Linked DNA regions of Homo sapiens: region 2 is linked to region 1. The links are chromatin loops, found by intact Hi-C in ENCODE. Cell type or tissue: B cell. All regions are shown on one strand. Links, peaks and the distances in the headings refer to the core of each region. The heading gives the core; the rest is flanking DNA.

Region 1 (2,920 bases), core at 152-2,651:
TGAAAGGTGGAACTAGTGCAATACACACCTGGATACCATTCACTTAGGTTCACTAGTACAGGTTAAGCATCCTTCATCCAGAAATCCAAAATCTAAATGCTCCAGTGAGCATTTCCTTTGAGCATGACCTTTGAGCATCGTGTTGAAACTCAGAAAGTTTGGGATTTTGGAGCATTTTGGAAGGGATGCTCAACCTGTAAGTATAATGCAAATACTCCAAAATGGGGAAAAATCTGACATCTGAAATACCTCTGGGCCCAAGCATTATGGGTAAGGGATACTTGATCTATAGTTAATATTTTGCCACATTTGCTTAATGTTTCTTTGTGTCTCTTTATCTCTGTTTCTATCTGTCTGTCTTTCTGTCTTTGATGTATGATGCAGGCATCACGATAGTTCACCCTGAATTATATAAGCATGTATCTTTTAATGACAAGAGAGTTTAACATTTATATAATATTATCTAGTGTATAGACCATATTCAAATTTTCCCAGTAATGTTATAACTGTCCCCCCGCCCTCCTTTAAGGATTCAGTCAAGGATTCCCCTTTGTAACTAATAAGTGATCTATGGGGTATACTCAAATATTAGCTGACTATCTGTCCCCAACAGCCTTTCATTCAGTGGATTTGGCATCTATGGCATTCATTCATAATCCTTGCCTTAATTCCATTATTATATTATTTTAAAACCTTTTTTATTTTGAAATATAAAACAAGCTAGAAAGTGCATAGAACATAAACCTAGAGCTTTATGAATTATTGTAAAGTGAACACCTGTGTACCATTTCTGACACTGAGGAAAACATTACCAGCACCGTAGAATTCCCTTACCTGCCCTATTACCTACTATAGGCTCCCCTTTTCCTCCAAAGGTAACTAGATCTTCTGACTTGAAGGTAATCATTTTCTTCTTTTGTTTAACAGTACAGCTCAGTGTGGCCTGTTTCTGAATTTTATATAACTAGAATCATTCAGTGTGCATTCTTTTATGTCTGGCTTCTTATACTTCATACCTTATACCTTCTTATATACCTTATATATACATGGTTAGCTTTAGAAGAAAACATTTTTTCCAGCTTACACTTCCTATAGCAATGTTTTCAAGTTTCCTTTGCCCCACATCCTCCCTAACACTCGATATTGTCATTTCTTTAATTTTAGCCACTCTGTTGGTGTGTGTAGTCGTATCTTTTGGTTTTAAGTTGCATTATGATTTTTTCCCCTTATGTTCACTGAATGTTTGGATTTCCCCTTTAGTGAAGTCTCTTATACACTTCTTTTTTGTCATGCTTTTCTTTTTCTTTTTTTTTTGGCTTAAGTTCCCTTTTCTGTGGTTTTAGTGATTCTTACTGGTTTATACTTCTTTATATATCCTGCGTATGAGGTAGTAGCACAATTTCAAATATGAATTTTTAATTGCTGAACACTTATTTCAAAGACGATTCTTATTTTTGAAGATATATGATATTGTAGAATTGTCATATTGGATGGAATGATGGCTATGTAATTTTCTTAATTTATCAATTAAAGATGCATATTGAAGGATATATGATTGAAATAACACGAGGGTTGGGATTTGTTTTTCAGTTACTTAAGAAAATAAAGTTGAATGGATATAGATGAAAGAAGATTGGCCCCTCCCCCTGCCCCCCCCCCCACTTTTTTTTTTTTTGAGACAGTCTTGTTCTGTCACCCAGGTTGGCATGCAATGGCATGATCACGGCTCACTGCAGCCTTGACCTCCTGGGTTCAAGCAGTCTTCCTGCCTCCACCTCCTATGTAGCTGGGACTACCTGCAGGCGCCACCATGCCTAGCTAATTTTTAAAATGTTTTTTGTAAAGACAGGGTCTTCCTATGTTGCCCACGCTGGTCTCAAACTCCTGGGCTCAAGCGATCCTCCCTCTTCAGCTTCCCAAAGTGTTGGGATTACAGGTGTGAGCCACTGTGCCCAGCCCAGCAAAATATTTATAATTGAAGCTAGTTGACAGACTGGTGTTTTAAATACGTATATGTTTGAAATAGTAAAAATAAAAGTTAAAAAAATAGCCTTTCCTCATTCTGCATCTGAATTTTTACTAGTATAAGTAATCTCTATGTTGAGAATGTATTGTTTATTAAAGTAGTATATGTACATGTAGGAAAATGGAAAAATACAGAAAAACGTGAAGAAGAGAATAAAAAATTGCTCATAAGGTTATCAAACAGGAATAACCTTTTTTTTTTTTTTTTTTTTTGAGACAGAGTCTCACTCTGTAGCCCAGGCTGGAGTGCAGTGGCGCTATCTTGGCTCACTGCAACCTGTGACTCCTTGGTTTAAGCTATTCTCCTGCCACAGCCTCCCAAGTAGCTGGGATTACAGGCACGTGACACCATGCCCAGCGAATTTTTGTATTTTTAGTAGAGACGGGGTTTCACCATCTTGGCCAGGTTGGTCTCAATCTCCTGACCTTGTGATCTGCCTACCTCAGCCTTCCAAAGTGCTGGGATTACAGGTGTGAGCCACCGCACCCTGCCCAGGAATATCCTTTTTATGATTTCCTTTTGGTCTTTCTGTTTTATGTGAGTGTATGTATATATGCATGCCTGTGATTGCATGCGTGTTCATGTTTACCACCAAAGAGTTGAGAAGGTTTTTACAGTTTTTTGACTTTTGAAACATTTCCAATATTGCTTTCCAGAAGGATCATTTCAGTTTCTTTTAGCACAAGCCACATCTAGACTACCAATTTCAAATCGTACCTTGTATTACATGGTGGATTTTTGTTCGTTTCAGTTTCAAGTGTATTGTTTGCTGATTTATTCTTTAGCAATAATAAATTTCTTATGAGCTAAATGTAAGTTTAGCTGTTGTGGGCAAGTCATTAGATGTTGCCCATAGGCAGGGGCAAGTTATGCACATGTGTGATAAAGGTGAGG
Region 2 (2,920 bases), core at 270-2,769, 50 kb before region 1:
GAGTCTTTCTCTGTCACCCAGGCTGGAGTGCAGTGGTGTGATCTCGGCTCACTGCAACCTTCACCTCCTGGGTTCAAGCTATTCCCCTGCCTCAGTCTCCTGAGTAGCTGGGACTACAGGTGTGTGCCACCGCACCAGGCTAATTTTTGTGCTTTTAGTAGAGATGGGGTTTCACCATGTTGGCCAGGCTGGTCACTAACTCCTGACCTCAGGTGATCCGCCCACCTCAGCCTCCCAAAGTGCTGGGATTACAGGCAATAGCCACTGTGCTTGGCAAAGTAAATATTTTAAAATATATGAAAATATATTGTATAGGTTGAGTATTCCTTATCTGAAATACATGAATTTTATATTTTTTTCAGATTTGGGAATATTGCATTTTACTATACATTACAGATGCTATAGTTACAACTGAGCATCTGTAATCTGAGAATTTGAAATCTGAAATGAGCATTTACTTTGAGTGTCATGTTTGCCCTCGAAACTTTCAGATTTTGGAGTATTTCAGATTTTTGGTTTGAGATGCTCAACTTATGTATGATAATCGTACAAAAAGCTATAATTTCAAGTATTGATTTGCTGTTTACTGGGAAGGAATGGGAAAATTTTTGAAATTAGAAATGTCAGACTTAGGACAGTTGGCCCCCTTTAGTGGGGGTCTCGGTGTGGGACATTTTAGTGGAGTTCATAGTCCTGCTTCCATTTTTAGCATTGTACATTTAGAAATATGAACTTTTTCAGTCGACCGAGAGTGTCAGGCATTGGAAGACTAATGTCTTCAGTGTGGTTCCCTAATTAAACTGGCAAGAAGAACTAGAATCTGGATCTGAAATGCTTGTGTCTGCTCATTAGGGCTCTTTCTAGAAAGTCTCGGTCCCTGGGAAAGCACATAAATGATCACATAGTTTTTGGTGACAGGTAGGCAGGCCCCAGCTGATGGGTAGTGCTGAACAGGATTTTTTTTTTTTTTAACCTGCTGGGCTTCCCTGACCCTTGAGCATTCACCTCTGCTTATCAGAACATTCTTCTCTGCCAGTACGTTTTCTCTTGTTGAATAAGGTTAAAGAAGCGATAAATTCCTTCATTTGGCTCCCTTTTTACCTCCATCTTTGCATTTGTTTTTTGTACCAGATGTTTGTTTAAATTCCAGTCCTCAGGACAGGCTTTGTCTGATCATTAGTATATTGTTGATTCTGTTCTGTTCTGAGAGTCCATCAGATACTTTGAATGGTCACAGGCATCCCTTTGAGTGGGTGAACTGAAGTGTTTTTTTTGCAGGTAGTTTATCTCATTTTGTTTTTTATCTATTTAACTTTCTTTTTTGCTTTTTTTTTATTCTTTTTTGAGATGGAGTCTCGCTGTGTCGCCCAGGCTGGAGTGCAGTGGCACGATCTCGGCTCACTGCAAGCTCCGCCTCCTGGGTTCACGCCATTCTCCTGCCTCAGCCTCCCGAGTAGCTGGGACTACAGGCACCCCTCACCTCACGCCCGGCTAATTTTTTTGTGTTTTTAGTGGAGACAGGGTTTCACCACGTTCGGCAGGATGGTCTCGAACTCCTGACCTTGTGATCCGCCTGCCTCAGCCTCCCAAAGTGTTGGGATTACAGGCGTGAGCCACCATGCACGGCCCCCTTTTTTTTTGAGACGGTGTCTTGATCTGTCACCTAGGATGCAGTGCAATGGCATGATCTCGGCTCACTGCAACCTCTGCCTCCCAGGTTCAAGCGATTCTTCTGCCTCAGTCTCCCGAGTAGCTGGGACTACAGGCACCTGCCACCATGCCTGGCTAATTTTTGTGTTTTTAGTACAGATGGGGTTTTGCCGTTTTTAGTAGAGATGGGGTTTTGCCATGTTGTCCAGGCTGGTCTTGAAGTCCTGACCTCAGGTGATGTCCGCTTCAGCCTTCCAAAGTGCTGGGATTACAGGCGTGATCTTCTGTGCTTGGCCATCTGGCCATCTATTTAACTTTCAAAAAGGAATCCTTCCCTAAAATTTGGGCACATAAAGTGATACCTCTCAGTCTATAATATTCAGGCAGCTTTCATTAGCAGGAAGAATCTGGCCCTGAGATAGGTAAAATCATTTTCCTTTTTTTTTTGATAATTTTATTTATTTTTCTAAGTTTGTATTATATATACACACATAATATTTCTTTTAGTATTTTCAAATAGGCAATACAAGGTATGTAACAAGATATAAAATTCAGAAGGTATTAAAGGGTAAAATGTGTACATGGTTCTCACTTTTAGCCTTTAGACAGCTAGTTCCCTTCTGTCTAAAATTCCCTTTTAGGGAATATGAACTTTTTCAGTCGACCGAGAGTGTCAGGCATTGGAAGACTAATGTCTTCAGTGTGGTTCCCTAATTAAACTGGCAAGAAGAACTAGAATCTGGATCTGAAATGCTTGTGTCTTCTCATTAGGGCTCTTTCTAGAAAATCTCGGTCCCTGGGAAAGCACATAAATGATCACATAGTTTTTGGTGACAGATAGGCAGGCCCCAGCTGATGGGTAGTGCTGAACAGGATTTTTTTTTTTTTTTTAACCTGCTGGGCTTCCCTTTTAGGGAATTTTAGAGATATTCTATATAAATTTATGTGTGTGTTTACATTTTTTTACACAAATGGTTGTCTTCATGCTCCCTCACTCCTCAGTAACTCAATGTGTATTTCCTACATTTTTCTCCATAACTGCAGTATATCCATCAAAATCAGGAAATTAACACTGATACATTACTATCATCTAATTTTTAGATTCTTCATATTTCACTATTTGTTATAGTAATTAATGTTCTTCATAGCAAAAGTATCCAGTCCAGAATTGTGCAATATGTATTCTTGTTGTAGGTCTTTTAAGCATCCTTCAATCTCAAATATGGATTTGAGAAGGATTTTCATGATCTTGATTTTTTTTTCCTTGATC

What was found. A loop is a pair of places that touch in the nucleus more often than their neighbours do. Peaks named below come from ENCODE experiments on the same cell type or tissue, not always from the same donor. Only the 100,000 strongest peaks of a DNase experiment are listed, where the experiment ranks them.
Region 2: it touches region 1 in a loop (2.8-fold over the local background); 9 of 110 quality-filtered maps call a loop at or near these places.

Annotation. Positions count from the first base shown.
Region 1 is chr9:6,815,547-6,818,466 of GRCh38, forward strand. All of the region lies in intron 4 of KDM4C (lysine demethylase 4C), which reads left to right. Among named protein-coding and RNA genes, the nearest start is that of KDM4C, 59 kb to the left of the region's middle. In B cell, for the core only: no CTCF peak of the experiment used is centred there; a DNase peak (open chromatin) is centred at 1,225; H3K27ac peaks cover 1,132 bases.
Region 2 is chr9:6,765,813-6,768,732 of GRCh38, forward strand. All of the region lies in intron 1 of KDM4C (lysine demethylase 4C), which reads left to right. Among named protein-coding and RNA genes, the nearest start is that of KDM4C, 9.3 kb to the left of the region's middle. RefSeq lists enhancers at 979-1,624, 1,625-2,268. In B cell, for the core only: no CTCF peak of the experiment used is centred there; no DNase peak of the experiment used is centred there; H3K27ac peaks cover 933 bases.